2 separate regions of the Homo sapiens genome follow, and region 1 is linked to region 2. A link is a loop called in an ENCODE intact Hi-C map of the cell type or tissue named here. Cell type or tissue: CD14-positive monocyte. All regions are shown on one strand. Links, peaks and the distances in the headings refer to the core of each region. The heading gives the core; the rest is flanking DNA. Region 1 has its middle 9.2 kb from the start of INAFM1. Region 2 has its middle 27 kb from the start of MEIS3.

Region 1 (8,240 bases), core at 226-8,225, 110 kb before region 2:
TTTTTTTTTTTTTGAGACAGTCTTACTCTGTCACCTAGGCTGGAGTGCAGTGGCGCGATCTCGGCTCACTGCAACCTTCATCTCCCTGGTTCAAGTGATTCTCTCGAGTCTCAGCCTCCTGAGTAGTTGGGATTTCAGGCACGTGCCACCACACCCAGGTAATTTTTGTATTTTTAGTAGAGACAGGGTTTCGCCATGTTGCTAAAGCTGGTCTCAAACTCCTAACCTCAAGTGATCCACCCGCCTCAGCCTCCCAGAGTGCGGGGATTGCAGGCGTGAGCCACTGTGCCCGGCCACAATGTGCACTTTGGATGAGGTGGGAGCCATGGGAGGCTTCTGAGGTGAGGAGGGTGTGCGCTGATTCAGATCTCAAGACCTTCTGACTGCGATGTGGAGAATGGACTGCAGGGGGCGATGGTGGAAGCCAGGAGCCCAATGAGGACACCACCGCCCTGGTTCAGGTGAGAGACCATGGTGGCTGTGCTAGAGTGTTGGCTGGGGAGGAGGGGAGAAGTGGTCAAAAATCCGTGTGTGGGCTGGGTGCAGAGGCTCACACCTGCGATCACCTCCCAGCACCCTGGGAGGCCAAGGCAGGAATATCACTTGGGCCCAGGCGTTCAAGCCCAACCTGGGCAACATAGTGAGACCCCGTCTCTACAAAATAAAAATAAACTTTTTTTTTTAAAATGAAAAAAGTAAAAGCAAGGCATGGTGGCTCATACCTGCAATCCCAGCATTTTGGGAGGCTGAGGCTGGAGAAATGTTTGAGCTCAGGAGTTCAAGACTAGCCTGGGCAACATAGCGAGACCCCATCTGTACACTAAATAAAAAATCAGCCAGGCGTGATGGCTTGTGCCTGTAGTCCCAGCTATTCTGGAGGCTGAGGCAGGAGGATTGCTTGAGTTAAGGAGTTGAGGCTGCAGTGAGCTGTGATTGTATCACTGCACTCCAGTCTGGGTGACAGAGTGAGACCTTGTCTCAAAAAAAAAAAAGTGTGTGTGTTGTGTGTGTATACTGATAAAAATACACATAGCATAAAGGTTACCATTTTAATCATCTTACCATCTTTTTTTTTTTTTTTGAGACAGAGTCTTGCTCTGCCACCCAGGCTGGAGTGCAGTGGGGCGATCTCTGCTCACTGCAACCTCCACCTCCCAGGTTCAAGTGATTCTCCTGCCTCAGCCTCCTAAGTAGCTGGGATTACAGGTATGTGCCACCATGCCCGGTTAATTTTTGTATTTTTAGTAGAGACGAGGCTTCACCATATTGGCCAGGCTGGTCTCAAACTCCTGACCTCAGGTGATCCACTGCCTCGGCCTCCCAAAGTGCTGGGATTACAGGCATGAGCCACTGTGCCTGGCCCATTTTAACTGCTTTAAAGTGCACAGTTTCGTGGCACTAAGTACATTTACAGTGTTGTGCAACCATCACCACCATTCATCTTTAAAATGTTTTCGTCTTCCCAAAATGAAACCCCGTACCCATTAAACACCATCTCCCCATTCCCCCTCCCCTCAGCCCCTGGCGAGCACTCATCTACTTTCTGTCTATATAAATATGCCTGTTCTGGACATTTTATATAAAAGCAATCATAACATACAGGGCCTTTTGTGTCTGGCTTATTTCACTTGAGTCATGTTTTCTTTTCTTTTTTTTTTTTTTGAGATGGAGTCTCGCTCTGTCGCCCAGGCTGGAGTGCAGTGGCGCAATCTCGGCTCACTGTAAGCTCTGCCTCCCGGGTTGATGCCATTCTCCTGCCTCAGCCTCCTGAGTAGCTGGGCCTACAGGTGCTGGCGACCACGCCCGGCTAATTTTTTGTGTTTTTAGTAGAAACGAGGTTTCACTGTGTTAGCCAGGATGGTCTTGATCTCCTGACCTGGTGATCCGCCCGCCTTGGCCTCCCAAAGTGTTGGGATTACAGGCGTGAGCCACCGCACCACCGCACCCGGCCGCAGCGTCCTGTTGTCAAGGCTTTTCTGGGTGAAAGCAAGTATCAGTGCTTCATTCCTTGTTTTTTTTTTTCTTTTTTCTTTTTTGAGACGGAGTGTTGCTCTGTCACCAGGCTGGAGTGCAGTGGTGCAATCTCGGCTTACTGCAACCTCTGCCTCCCAGGTTCAAGTGATTCTTCTGCCTCAGCTTCCCTAGTAGCTGAGACTACAGGCGCATGCCACCACGCCCAGCTAGTTTTTTTGTGTGTTTTTAGTAGAGACGGGGTTTCACCATGTTAGCCAGGCTGGTCTCAATCTCTTGACCTCAAGATCCACCTGCCTCGGCCTCCCAAAGTGCTGGGATTACAGGGGTGAGCCACCGTGCCCGCCTGCTTCATTCCTTTTTATGGCTAAATAACATTCCATTGGCCGGGCGCAGTGGCTCATGCCTGTAATTCCAGCACTTTGGGAGGCCGAGGTGCGTGGATCACCTGAGGTCAGAAGTTCAAGACCAGCCTGGCCAACATGGTGAAACCCAGTATCTACTAAAAACACAAAAATTAGCCAGGTGTAATGGTGCACACCTGTAATCCCAGCTATTCAGGAAGCTGAGACAGGAGAATTGCTTGAACCAGGAGGTGTAGGTTGCAGTGAGCTGAGATCGCACCACTGCACTCCAGCCTGGGCGACAGAGTGAGACTCTGTCTCCAAAAAAAATTTCCATTGTATGGATAGGCCACATTTTGCACATTTTGTTTATCCGTTCATTTGTTGATAGACAGTTGGGTTGCTTCCACCTTCTGGCTATTGTGAATAGTGCTGCTGTGAGCATGCATGTACAATATTTTGTTTGAACTTTTTTTTGGGCAGAGTCTCGCTCTGTTGCCCAGGCTGGAGTTCAGTGATGCAGTCATAGCTCACTGCAGCCTCCAACTCCTGGGCTCAAACAGTCCTCCTGCCTCAGCCTCCTGAGGAGCTGGGACTACAGGTGTGCGCCACCATGCCTGGCTAAATTTTTATTTTTTTGTAGAGACAGGATCTCCCTATGTTGTCCAGGCTGGTTTTGAATTCCAGGGCTCAAGTGATCCTCCTGTCTTGGCCTCCCAAAGTGTAAGAGATTACAGGCATGAGCTACCATGCCCCGCCTGATAATCTGTGTTTCATTTATGGAGGAACTACCAAACAAAATCTGTATATATATATATATTTTTTGGGACGGAGTTTGGCTCTTGTTGCCCAGGCTGGAGTGCAATGGTGCGATCTGGGCTCACTGCAACCTCCGCCTCCCAGGTTCAAGCGATTCTCCTGCCTCAGCCTCCCGAGTAGCCGGGATTACAGGCACGCACCACCACGCCTGGCTAATTTTTATTTTTAGTAGAGACAGGGTTTCACCATGTTGGCCAGGCTGGTCTCGAACTCCTGACCTCAGGTGATCCACCCGCCTCGGCCTCCCAAAGTGCTGGGATTACAGGCGTGAGCCACCACGTCCACTATGCCCAGCCCTGAATATTCACATTTTTTGCTGCAAAAATATTACCACGTCTGATGGGAGAGAAGGGGGCGCCTGCATCAGGCCTCTGAGAGTGTTACATAATGCATGGTATTCACTCAAAATTGCCTTTCTAAAATTGGAACAATTCTGAGTTCTGCAACTCATCTGTCCCCAAGGACTCCTGCTAAGGGCTTGCGGACCTGTAATTTGGCCCACTGCCAAACCTAGATTCATCTTAATTATTTGCTCAACATTTATTTAATGGCTCAGGGAAAAAACTAACTTTCTGGTAATTTTTTAAAAGTAGAGAATGACGTTCATTTAGTAAGTTCCCATTGTCAATGACATGCTATTTTTAGTGTTGTGTGGTTAGGCGAATGCGTGTTTGTGTTTGTGACGGCCTGGATGAGTGTGTCTGTGCATGAGGGTGTGGTTTTTGTGTGACTGAGTGTGTATATGTGAGTGTGAGTATGTAAGTGTGAATGTGTGTATTTGACTGTTTCAGTGTGCATCTGTGTGATTGGGTGTATAAAAGTGTGTTTGCTCCTCTAATCGCAGCACTTTGGGAAGCCGAGGTGAGAGGATTGCTTCAGCTCAAGTTCAAGACCAGTCTGGGCAATATAGCAAGACCAAGTTTCTACAAAACATTAAAAGATTAGCAGATTAGCGGGGTGCGGTGGCGTGCACCTGTGGTCCCAGCTACTTGGGAGGCTGAGGCAGGAGGCTCTCTTGAGCCTAGGAGGTCAAGGCTGCAGTGAACTGTAATTGCACCGCTGCAATCCAGCCTGGGTGGTGACAGCGAGGACCTGTGTCAAAAAAGTATGCGTGCATGTCTAGTTGAGTCTGTGTGTGATTGTACATTGAGTGTGACTGTGGGTCTGTGTGTGTGTGTGTGCATGTGTGAGAACGTGTATGAGAAGAGGCATGGTGCAGGGTTTAAGGTTTATATACTGAAAGAAAGTTCTCATTTCAGGCGACATCTGTGCCCTCTGCTATTAGAATTTCAGCGGACTCCACAAAATCAGCAAAGAAATAGTGTGCTGTCAATCAATACCCTTTTTGTCCACTAGAGGTCGCCTGTCTACTTTGAGCAGAGGAAACTAATCTATATTTTTACATTTAGTTGCTGGGAGTTTGCAGACACTTCCAGAGATGTGGGAGGTAGGAGTGTGGGGATGAGAGGTGGAGACGTGTGTGTGTGTGTGTGTGTGTGTGTGTGCGCGTGTGTGTAGTTTAGCTATTGCCTTTACTCACCTCAGCTGTACATAGAGCAGCGATCCTCAAACTTACTAGTCTCAAGACTCTTTCATTCTTTCTTTTTTAGACAGGGTCTTGCCCTGTTGCCCAGGCTGGAGTGCAGTGGCCTGCTCATGGCTCACTGCAGCCTTGAACTCCTGGGCTCAAGCGATCCTCCCATTTCAGCCTCCCAAGTAGCTGGGACCACAGGCATGCACCACTATGTCTAGCTAATTTTTAAAATATTTAGAAGAGATGGGGGGTCTTGCTATGTTGCCAGGCTGGTCTTGAACTCCTAGACTGAAGCCATCCACCTGTATCGGCCTCCCAAAGTGCTGGGATTGCAGGTGTGAGCCACCACACCTGGGTGAGATGAATACTATTATAAAAGAGCAAGTTCAGCCCCCTTTTGCCTCTTTGCCTTTCTGCTCTCTGCTATGTAAAGATAAAGCATTCCTGCTCTGTGGAGCAGGAATTCAAGGAGGTATCTTGGCTTCAGAATCACCCAACCTGCCAGTACCTTGACATTGGACTTCCCAGCCTCTAGAACCATGAGCTAATAAATTTCTCTTTATAAATTCAAGGAGGTATCTTGGCTTCAGAATCACCCAACCTGCCAGTACCTTGACATTGGACTTCCCAGCCTCTAGAACCATGAGCTAATAAATTTCTCTTTATAAATTACCCAGGCTGTGGTGTTATTTTATTTTTTATTTTTATTTATTTATTTATTTATTTTTGAGACAGAGTCTCACTCTTGTTGCCCAGGCTGGAGTGCAGTGGCGCAATCTCAGCTCATTGCAGCCTGAGCCTCCCGGGTTCAAGCGATTCTCCTGCCTCAGCCTCCCGAGAAGCTGGGATTGTAGGCACCCGCCACCATGCCTGGCTAATTTTTGTTTGTATTTTTAGTAGGTACGGGGTTTCACCATGTTGGCCAGGCTGGTCTCAAACTCCTGACCTTAGGTGATCCACCTGCCTTGGCTTCCCAGTTTCCCAAAGTGTTGGGATTACAGGTGTGAGCCACTGCACCCAGCCTGTAGTATTTTTTTGGGGGGATGAAGTTTTGCTCTTGTCACCCAGGCTGGAATGCAATGGCATGATTTCGGCTCACTGCAACCTCCGTCTCCTGGGTTCAAATGATTCTCCTGCCTCAGCCTCCCTAGTAGTTGAGATTAGAGGTGCCCGCCACCACGTCCGGCTAATTTTTATATTTTTAGTAGAGACAGGGTTTCATCATGTTGGCCAGGCTGGTCTCGAACTCCTGACTTTACGTGATCCACCCGCCTCAGCCTCCCACAGTGCTTGGATTACAGTTGTGAGCCACTGCGCCCGGCCTGTGGTATTATTTTATAGCAGCGCTGAATGGATGGAGACAGTGGTTGGTCCTAATCCTCAATGTGATGATATTGGGAGGTGTGGCCTTTTGGAATTAGTGCCTTTTTTTGTTGTTTTTTGTTTTTTGAGTCTATCGCCGAGGCTGGAGTGCAGTGGCACGATCTCCGCTAACTGCAGCCTCCACCTCCCGGGTTCAAGCAATTCTCATGAAACCCCGTCTCTACTAAAAATACAAAAAAAAAAAAAATTAGCCAGGCTTGGTGGTGGGCACCTGTAATCCCAGCCACTTGGGAGGCTGAGGTAGGATAATCACTTGAACCTGGGAGGAGGAGTTTGCAGTGAGCTGAGATCACGTCACTGCACTCCAGCCTGGGCCGTAGAGCTAAACTCAGTCTAAAAACAAACAAACAAACAACACCAAATGTACCCATGAAGTGAGTTTAACAGGCAAATAAGTTTCCTTGGGAGACTGAGGTCCCTTAAAGGGGGGACAGCAATATGTGACAAGTGTGTCCCTATTCTAAAGAGGACTGTTAAATCATCTGGAGGCCAGGCGAGGTGGCTCATGCCTGTAATTTCAGCACTTTGGGAGGCCGAGGTGGGTGGATCACTTGAGGTCAGGAGTTTGAGACCAGCCTGGCCAACATGGTGAAACCCTGTCTTTACTAAAAATACAAAAATTAGCTGGGCGTGGTGACAGGTGTCTGTAATCTCAGCTACTCAGGAGTCTGAGGCAGGACAATTGCTTGAACCTAGAAGGCAGAGGTTGCAGTGAGCTGAGATTTTGCCACTGTACTCCATCATGGGTGACAGAGTGAGACTGTGTCTTTAAAAAATAATGAAAAAGCTGGGCGCGGTGGCTCACTCGTGTAATCCCAGCACTTTGGGAGGCCGAGGTGGGCATGTCAAGAGGTCAGGAGTTTAAGACCAGCCTGGCCAACATGGCAAAACCCCGTTTCTACTAAAAATACTTAAATTAGCTGAGCATGGTGGCGGGCACCTGTAATCCCAGCTACTCCGGAGGCTGAGGCAGGGGAATTGCTTGAACCTGGGAGGCAGATGTTGCAGTGAGCCGAGATAACGCCATTGCACCCCAGCCTGGGTAGCAAAAGCAAAACTCCATCTCAAAAAAAAAAAAAAAAAGATAAAATAAATAATCTGGATATGACTTCCTCAAAGCTCTGGCCTTAAAATATTTTTTGACCTTTAGCCAACTTCTCAAATATATATATGTGTATATATATATACACACACACACACACACGCACACACATATATATACACACACACATATACATATATATATAAATTTATATAGCCAGCCTATATAAATATTATCAAGATTTCTTTGGGCTGCATGTTGTGGCTCATGCCTGTAATCCCAGCACTTTGGGAGGTGGAAGTGGGAGGATGGCTTGAGCCTAGGAGTTTGAGACCAGTGTGGCCAACATAGTAAGACCCCATGTCTACTTCTTTTAACAAAATATAAATTTTGTTAATAAAGAATATTTCTGGCCAGGTGTGGTGGCTCATGCCTGTAATCCCAGCACTTTGGGAGGCTGAGGTGGGCATATCACCTGAGGTCAGGAGTTCGAGACCAGCCTGGCCAACATGGCGAAACCCCGTCTCTACTAAAAATACAAAAATTACCTGGGCGTGGTGGCAGGCGCCTGTAATCCCAGCTCCTTGGGAGGCTGAGGTAGGAGAATCAGTTGAACCTGGGAGGCAGAGGTTGCAGTGGGCTGAGATCGCACCACTGCACTCCAGCCTGGGAAACAGAGTGAGACTCCATCTCAAAAAAAAAAAAAAAAAAAAATTTGTTTGGGAAGGGTTGTAGGAATGCTGCCCATGATGATGATGAGATAGGTGCTTCTCCCCATCTCAAGCCAAGTGAGAGAAAGTTCTAGAAAACCCGGCATGTTTTCCCTGGAGTTTGGAGGACATGATGACACCGTTGTAGAGCTCCAGTAATTTTTTTTTTTTTTTTTTTTTTTAATGAAGTCTCACCCTGTCGCCCAGGCTGGAGTGCAATGGCATGATTTTGGCTCACTGCAACCTCTGCCTCCCGGGTTCAAGCACTTCTTCTGCCTCAGCCTCCCGAGTAGCTGGGATTACAGTTGCCTGCCACCACGCCTAGCTAATTTTTTGTATTTTTAGTAGAGATGGGGTTTCTCCATGTTGGTCAGGCAGGCCTGGAATTCCCGACCTCAGGTAATCCGCCCACCTGGGCCTCCCAAAGTGCTGGGATT
Region 2 (8,378 bases), core at 166-8,165:
GCATCTGGCCATGTTGCCCAGGCTGGTCTCGAACTGGGCTTAAGCAATCCTCCCACGTTGGCCTTCCAAAGTGCTGGGATTACAGGTGTGAGTTGCTGCTCCTGGACAAGAGAAGTTTTGTATTTTGATGGAATTTCAAATTATCATTTTCTTTTGTCATTTCTACTTTTTCTGTTCTACCTAACAAATCTTTGCCTACCCTCAAGATCATGAAGTTTTTTCTTATGTTTTCTTCTAGTTTAATAGTTTTAGATTTTTAATATAAACCGTTAGGTCTGTGGTCCATTTCCAGTTAGGCATTGTGTATGATGTGAGTTAACGCTCATGGCTCATTTTTCTGCATATGGATGTCTAATGGTTCCAGAACCATTTTTTGAAAAAAGTATTCATTTCCCCATTGAATTAATTTAATACCTTTACTGAAAATCAGTAGACTAGGCTGGGCGCAGTGGCTCACGCCAGTAATCCCAGCACTTTGGGAGGCTGAAGCGGGCAGATCACTTGAGGTCAGGAGTTCAAGACCAGCCTGGCCAACATGGTGAAACCCTGTCTGTATGAAAAATCCAAAAATTAGCTGGGTGTGGTGGCATGCGCCTGTAGTCCCAGCTACTTGGGAGGCTGAGGCGGGAGGATCGCTTGAACCTGGGAGCAGAGGTTACAGTGAGCTGAGATCGCACCATTGCACTCCAGCCTGGGCGACAGAGCGAAACTCCGTCTCAGAGTAAATAAATAAGCAAAAATTAGCCTGGCATGGTGGTGGGCACCTGTAATCCCAGCTACTCAGGAGGCTGAGGCAGGAGAATCACTTGAACTTGGGAGGCAGAGGTTGCAGTGAGCTGAGCCGAGATCACGCCACTGCCCTCCAGCCTGGGCAACACAGTGAGACTCTGTCTCAAAAAAAAAAAGAGACAGATTCTCGCTTTCGCTTTGTCATCTGGGGTGGAGTGCAATAGAGCAATGGCTCAATCTCAGCTCACTGCAACCTCCACTTCCTGGATTCAAGTGATTCTCATGCTGCAGCCTCCAAAGTAGCTGGAATTACAGGCAAGCACCACCACGCCCAGCTAATTTTTTATTTTTATTATTTTTTATTTTTTTATTTTTTGTAGGGACAGGTTTTCACTCTGTTGGCCAGGCTGGTCTCAAACTCCTGGCTTCAAGTGATCTGCCTGCCTCAGCCTCCCAAAGTGTTGGGATTACAGGCGTGAGCTACCGCGCCTGGTCGGTTCTTCTTTAATTTAGCAATATTTCATAATTTTCAGAATACAGATCTTGCACAAACATAGTGCAGGCGCCCAGGCCACAGTTTCCCCTCACCAGGGGCCAACCATTGCTGAATCACAGAGAGCCCTGTGGGCCGGGAGTAGGCAAGGAGAATGTTGTCATCCTCATTTTGTATGGCTGCTTTATCATTTGTAAAAGGAAGTTAAGGATCGTTCCCACCTCACAAGTTGTTGTTGAGAGTTGATGCATTAGTCCACGTGCTTAGAGCAGGGATTGGCACATAAACGGTTCTCAGCAAACATCAGCTACAGTGATCACTAAGGCAACAGGAAAAGTAACCAACATTTGACTGTCACTCTTCTTCTGTGACATCAGAGACAAATAGGGCTACTTCCCAAGTCAGCAATATGGGTATAGGTTTTCTCTCTTACCTGCTGCACCCAATGAGTCCGTAGGCCCTGTCCTTCCTCCCTCCATCTTCTGCTGTGTGTGTGTGCGCACGTGTGTTTGAGACAGAGTCTTTTACTGTCACCCAGGATGGAGTGCAGTAGTGCAATCTCGGCTCACTGCAACCTCCGCCTCCCAGATTCAAACAATTCTTGTGCCTCAGCCTCCCAAGTAGCTGAGACTACAGGCATGCACCACCACGCCTGGCTAAACTTTTTGTATTTTTAGTAGAGGTGGGGTTTCACTATGTTGGCCAGGCTGGTCTTGAATTCCTGGGCTCAAGCGATCCTCCCACCTCTGCCTCCCAAAGTGCTGGGATTACAGGCGTGAGCCACTGCACCCAGCCATGTTTTGCTGTTTACCCCCTGCCAGTTGCTGTAGCAGCCACACACTGACCATCCCTGGAAGGTGACACATGCTCATTTTGGTGACACCCTCATCTCCAAAATGCCTGGCTCTGTTTCCCAATATCCTTTCTCTCTTTTTTTTTTTTAGATGGAGTCTTGCTCTGTCATGCAGGCTGGAGTGCAGTGGCACCATCTCAGCTCACTGCAGGCTCTGCCTCCTGGGTTCAAATGATTGTCCTGCCTCAGCCTCCTGAGTAGCTGGGATTATAAATGCCCGCCACCACGCCTGGCTAATTTTTGTATTTTTAGTAGAGACAGGGATTCACCATGTTGGCCAGGCTGGTCTCGAACTCCTGACCTCAAGTGATCCTCCCACCTCGGCCTCCCAAAGTACTGGGATTACAGGCATGAGCCACCATGCTGGGCCCCAATATCCTTTATGCACCTTCCTGCAGTCCCTGGATGAGCCCCTCCCTCCCTGTGCTCCTCCCCTCCTCGCCACCCTCTCGCCTCCACTCTGCCTCCCTGTGTACCAAAACCCCACAGACTGGATGACTTGAAACAACAGATCTCTCACATTCTTGGGGGCCAGAAATTGGAAGTCAAGGTGTTGGCTGGGCTGAGCTCCCTCGGGAACCTGCCAGGAGTCTTCCCTGCCTCTCTCTAGCTTCTGTCACACTGCCGGCAGTCCCCTTTTATAGAAGGGCATGTGTCATATTGGACCAGAGCCCACCCTATGACCTCATCTGAAAAGACCCTTTTTCCAAATAAGGTCACATGCACAGGCGCTGGGAAGAGGAATTAGCATACCCTCTGGCGGGACACAATTCAACCCATCCTACCCCGTCTAATCCACTGGAGGGATAAAGCGCTAGCCCGACTCTGTCCCTTCTCTGCTCAGAGTTCTTCCAGGACAATGAAATATCATTCAGCAATGAAAAGGAATGACAGGCTGGGCGTGGTGACTCACGCCTTTAATCCTAGCTCTTTGGGAGGCTGAGGCTTAAGCCCAGGAGATCGAGACCAGCCTGGACAACATAGTGAGACCCCATCTCTACAAAAGATACAAAAAATAGCTGGGCGTGGTGGTATATGCCTGTAGTCCTAGCTATTTGAGAGGCTGAGGTGGGAAGATCGCTTGAGCCTGGGTGATCCAGGTTGCAGTGAGCCGAGATCACACCACTGCACTCAGCCTGGGCAACGGAGCGAGACCCTGTCTCTAAAAAAGAAACAAAACAAAAAATACACACAAAAAAATGGAATGACTGACAGACACTACAGCAGTGCTGCAGCTGGAAGACATGCTACTGAAAGAAGCCAGTCACAAAGGGCAGTGTAGCGTGATTCCACTTACGTGAAATGTCCAGAATAGGCAAACCCATGGAGACAGAAAGGGGATTAGTGGTTGCCGAGGACTGGGGGCCGGCGATCACTGTTAGGAGGTTCAGAGTTTCTTTTGGGGATGTTGAAAATATTCTAGAATTGATTGTGGTGACAGGTGCACAACCCTATAAATACACTAAAAGCCATTGAACTGTACGCTTTAAATGGGTGAATTTTATGTATGAATCAGGTCTCAATGAAGCTGTTAACAAAAAGAACTCTATGGCTCTCCAGCGCCCCCTGGAGGGATGCAGGATCATTGCCTTCCCTCAAGGTTCCACCAGGCCGGCCTCCCTTCCGCGGCTCCCTCTATCCTGTCAGGGCCTGTGCACCTCCGCCTTCCCCATCTCCTGAGCTTCTCCCCTCCACCCACATCACGCCTCATCATCCTTCAGGTCTTAGCTCCCACCTTCCTCCTCCCGGAAGCCGACCCTGACGCCCAGCATGTCCCCTCTGATGGGGCCTTTGTTCTGCAGAGGGAGGGGAGGGGCTGGTGTTAGGGGTGGATTCCTGGAATTCTTTTTAAAAATGTATTATCTTTAGAGATAGAGTCTCATTCTGTTGCCCAGGCTGGAGTGCAGTGGCACAATCACAGCTCACTGCAGCCTCGACCTCCTGGGCTCAAGTGATCCTCCTGCCTCAGCCTCCCGAGTAGCTGGGACCACAGGCCTGCACCACCACATCTGGCTAATTGTTTAAACTTTTTGTAGAGACAGGTCTCACTATGTTGCCCAGGCTAGTCTCGAACTCCTGGCCTTAAGAGATTCTCCCACCTGGGCCTCCCAATGTGTTGGGATTACTGGCATGAACCACCGCCCGGCCAAGTCATAGCACTCTGGTGGCTGCTCTGACTCTGCTGTCCAAGCGGTAACCACCCACCTTGCCTTTGGTCATTAAGTTCTGTCACTTGGTCCCTGCCACCCTGAGATCCAATTATCCCCATTGGAGTCAGGCTTTCCGATTCTTGCTCTGTCCACCCAGGCTGGAGTGCAGTGGCGTAATCTCAGCTCACTGCAACCTCCGCCTCCCAGGTTCAAGCAATTCTCCTGCCTCAGCCTCCTGAGTAGCCAGGGATTACAGGCACCCGCCACCACACCCAGCTAATTGTTTTGTATTTTTAGTAGAGATGGGGTTTCATCTTGTTGGCCAGGCTGGTCTCGAACCCCTGACCTCAGTGATCCGCCTGCCTTGGCCTCCCAAAGTGCAGAGATTACAGGCGAGAGCCACCGTGCCCACCATAATTTTTGTATTTGTAAAGAGCCAGGATTTCACCATGTTGGCCAGGCTGGTCTTGAACTCCTGATTTCAGGTGATCCACCCACTTCGGCCTCCCAAACTCCCACTGTAAGTTCTGACCTAGGAGGAGCGCGATCGCAACACAACAATGCCGTGGACACAGACACGGTTGATAGAGACCAGCTTGTCACACAATCCCAACCCTAGTTCAGTCTTGTCAGGCCTCTGAGCCCAAGTCAAGCCATCACATCCCCTGTGACTTGCACGTATACGCCCAGGTGGCCTGAAGTAACTGAAGAATCACACAACAAGTGAATATGCCCTGCCCCACCTTAACTGATGACATTCCACCACAAAAGAATTGAAAATAGCTTGTTCCTGCCTTAACTGATGACACTATCTTGTGAAATTCCTTCTCCTGGCTCATCCTGGCTCAAAAGCTCCCCTACTGAGCACCTTGTGACCCCCCACTCCTGCCCGCCAGAGAACAACCCCCCTTTTTCCTTTACCTACCCAAATCCTATAAAACGGCCCCACCCTTATCTCCCTTCACTGACTCTCTTTTCCGACTCAGCCCTCCTGCACCCAGGTGAAATAAACATCTTTATTGCTCACACAAAGCCTGTTTGGTGGTCTCTTCACATGGACGCGCATAAAATTTGGTACCATGACTCGGATCAGGGGACCTCCCTTGGGAGATCAATCCCCTGTCTTCCTGCTCTTTGCTCCGTGAGAAAAGATCCACCTGTGACCTCAGGTCCTCAGACCCACCAGCCCAAGAAACATTTCACCAATTTCAAATCCGGTAAGCGGCCTCTTTTTACTCTCTTCTCCAACCTCCCTCACTATCCCTCAACCTCTTTCTCCTTTCAATCTTGGCACCACACTTCAATCTCTCCCTTCTCTTAATTTCAATTCCTTTCATTTTCTGGTAGAGACAAAGGAGACACGTTTTATCTGTGGACCCAAAACTCCGGTGCCGGTCACGGACTGGGAAGGCAGCCTTCCCTTGGTGTTTAATCATTGCAGGGACACCTCTCTGATTATTCACCCAGGTTTCAGAGGTGTCAGACCGCGCAGGGATGCCTGCCTTGGTCTTTCACCCTTAGCGGCAAGTCCCGCTTTTCTGGGGGAGGGGCAAGTACCCCAACCCCTTCTGTGTCTCTACCCCTTCTCCACCTTTTCTAGGGGGCAAGAACCCCCAATCCCTTATTTCCACATCCCGACCCCTTTCCCACTTTTCTGGAGGGTAAGAACCCCCGAACCCCTTCCCTCCGTGTCTCTATGCTCTCTTTTCTCTGGGCTTGCCTCCTTCACTATGGGCAACCTTCCACCCTCCATTCCTCCTTCTTCTCCCTTAGCCTGTGTTCTCAAGAACTTAAAACCTCTTCAACTCACACCTGACCTAAAACCTAAACCCCTTGTTTTCTTCTGCAACACCGCTTGGCCCCAATACAAACTGGGCAATGGCTCTAAATGGCCAGAAAACAGCACTTTCGATTTCTCCATCCTACAAGACCTAAATATTTTTTGTCAAAAAATGGGCAAATGGTCTGAGGTGCCTGACGTCCAGGTATTCTTTTACACATCGGTCCCTTTCTAGTCTCTGTTCCCAATGCAACTCGTCCCAAATCCTCCTTCTTTCCCTCCCGCCTGTCCCCTCAGTCCCAACCCCAAGCGTCGCTGAGTCTTTCCAGTCTTCCTTTTCTACAGACCCATCTGACCTCTCCCCTCCTCGCCAGGCCGAGCTAAGTCCCAATTCTTCCTCAGCCTCCGCTCCTCCACCCGATAATCCTTCTGTCGTCCTCACACCCAGGGTGTCCTCACACCCTGTCCAGCTTACAGTTTAGTTCCACGACTAGCTCTTCCCCACCTGCCCAACAATTTCCTCTTAGAGAGGTGGCTGGAGCTGAAGGCACAGTCAGGGTACATGTACGTTTTTCTCTATCAGACCTCTCTCAGGTGAGTCAGCGTTTAGGCTCTTTCTCATCAGACCCCACTAAACATATACAGGAATTCCGATATCTAACTCTGTCCTACAACTTAACCTGGAGTGACTTAATATCATCCTGACTTCTGCCCTCTCCCCAGATGAGTGGGAAAGAGTTTTTCTCTAGCCCAATCTCACGCTGATAACCGCCGGCTTCATGAGCCAGACCTCCAGGAAGGCAGTAGAGCAGTTCCCCGAGAGGGTCCCCAATGGAACTATCAGGCAAATTCCCCAGGTATAGCTAGGTGAGATTACATGGTTTCCTACCTAGTTGAAGGGCTTAAAAAGGCAGCTTACAAAGCTGTTAATTATGACAAACTTAAAGAAACTACCCAAGGTAAAGAGGAAAACCCAGCCCAGTTCGTGGCCCACTTAGCAGCAACACTTAGACGCTATACCGCCCTAGACCCAGAAGGGCCAGAAGGCCGCCTTATTCTTAATATGCATTTTATCACTCAGTCCACTCCTGACATTAGGAAAAAACTTCAAAAATTAGAATCTGGCCCTCAAACCCCACAACAGGAATTAAGCAACCTCGCCTTCAAGGTGTACAATAATAGAGAGGAAGCAGCCAGATGGCAACGCATTTCTGAGTTACAATTACTTGTCTCTGCTGTGAGACAAAACCCAGCCATACCTCCAGCTACAAGAACTTCAAAATGCCTAAGCAGCAGCAGTCAAGCATTCCTACAAGACTTCCTCCATCAGGATCTTGCTTCAAGTGCCAGAAATCTGGCCACTGGGCCAAGGAATGCCCACAGCCCAGGATTCCTTCCAAGCCATGTCCCATCTGTGCAGGGACCCACTGGAAGGCAGACTGCCCAGCTCACCCAGGAGCCACTCCTAGAGCCCCTAAAGCTCTGGCCCAAGGCTCTCTGACTGCTTCCCAGATCTTCTCGGCTTAGCGGCTGAAGACTGATGCTGCCCGATCGCCTCGGAAGCCCCCTAGACCATCACAGACGCCAAGCTTCATGCAACTCTCACAGTGGAAGGTAAGTCCGTCCCCTTCTTAATCAATATGGAGGCCACCCACTCCACATTACCTTATTTTCAAGGGCCTGTTTCCCTGCCACCATAACTGTTGTGGGTATTGACAGCCAGGCTTCTAAACCTTTTAAAACTCCCCAACTCTGGTGCCAACTTAGACGATACTCTTTAAAGCACTCCTTTTAGTTATCCCCACCTGCCCAGTTCCCTTATTAGGCCGAGATATTTTAACCAAATTATCTGCTTCCCTGACTGTTCCTGGACTACAGCTGCATCTCATTGCCGCCCTTCTTCCCAACCCAAAGCCTCCTTCGCGTCTTCCTCTTGTGTCCCACCTTAACCCACAAGTATAAGATACCTCTACTCCTTCCCTGGCAACCGATCACATGCCCATCACCATCCCATTAAAACCTAATCACCCTTACCCCGCTCAACGCCAATATCCCATCCCACAGCACGCTTTAAAAGGATTAAAACTTGTTATCACTCTCCTGCTACAGCATGGCCTTTTAAAGCCTACAAACTCCCCTTACAATTCCCCCATTTCACCTGTCCTAAAACCAGACAAGCCTTACAGGTTAGTTCAGGATCTGTGCCTTATCAACCAAATTGTTTTGCCTATCCACCCCATGGTGCCAAACCCATATACTCTCCTATCCTCAATACCTCCCTCCTCAACCCATTATTCTGTTCTGGATCTCAAACATGCTTTCTTTACTCTTCCTTTGCACCCATCATCCCAGCCTCTCTTCGCTTTCACTTGG

What was found. Hi-C counts contacts between places; a loop is a spot of excess contacts. Peaks named below come from ENCODE experiments on the same cell type or tissue, not always from the same donor. Only the 100,000 strongest peaks of a DNase experiment are listed, where the experiment ranks them.
Region 1: a loop joins it to region 2, with 7 times the contacts of the local background. A loop is called at or near these places in 78 of 110 quality-filtered maps.

The regions. Positions count from the first base shown.
Region 1 is chr19:47,280,002-47,288,241 of GRCh38, forward strand. No RefSeq gene overlaps it. Among named protein-coding and RNA genes, the nearest start is that of INAFM1, 9.2 kb to the left of the region's middle. In CD14-positive monocyte, for the core only: CTCF peaks have their summits at 413 (motif pointing right) and 4,481 (motif pointing right); DNase peaks (open chromatin) are centred at 410 and 4,490.
Region 2 is chr19:47,387,977-47,396,354 of GRCh38, forward strand. No RefSeq gene overlaps it. Among named protein-coding and RNA genes, the nearest start is that of MEIS3, 27 kb to the right of the region's middle. RefSeq lists enhancers at 4,332-4,978, 4,979-5,626. In CD14-positive monocyte, for the core only: CTCF peaks have their summits at 3,630 (motif pointing left) and 3,832; DNase peaks (open chromatin) are centred at 945, 1,365, 2,085 and 3,635; H3K4me3 peaks cover 549 bases; H3K27ac peaks cover 3,391 bases; H3K27me3 peaks cover 267 bases.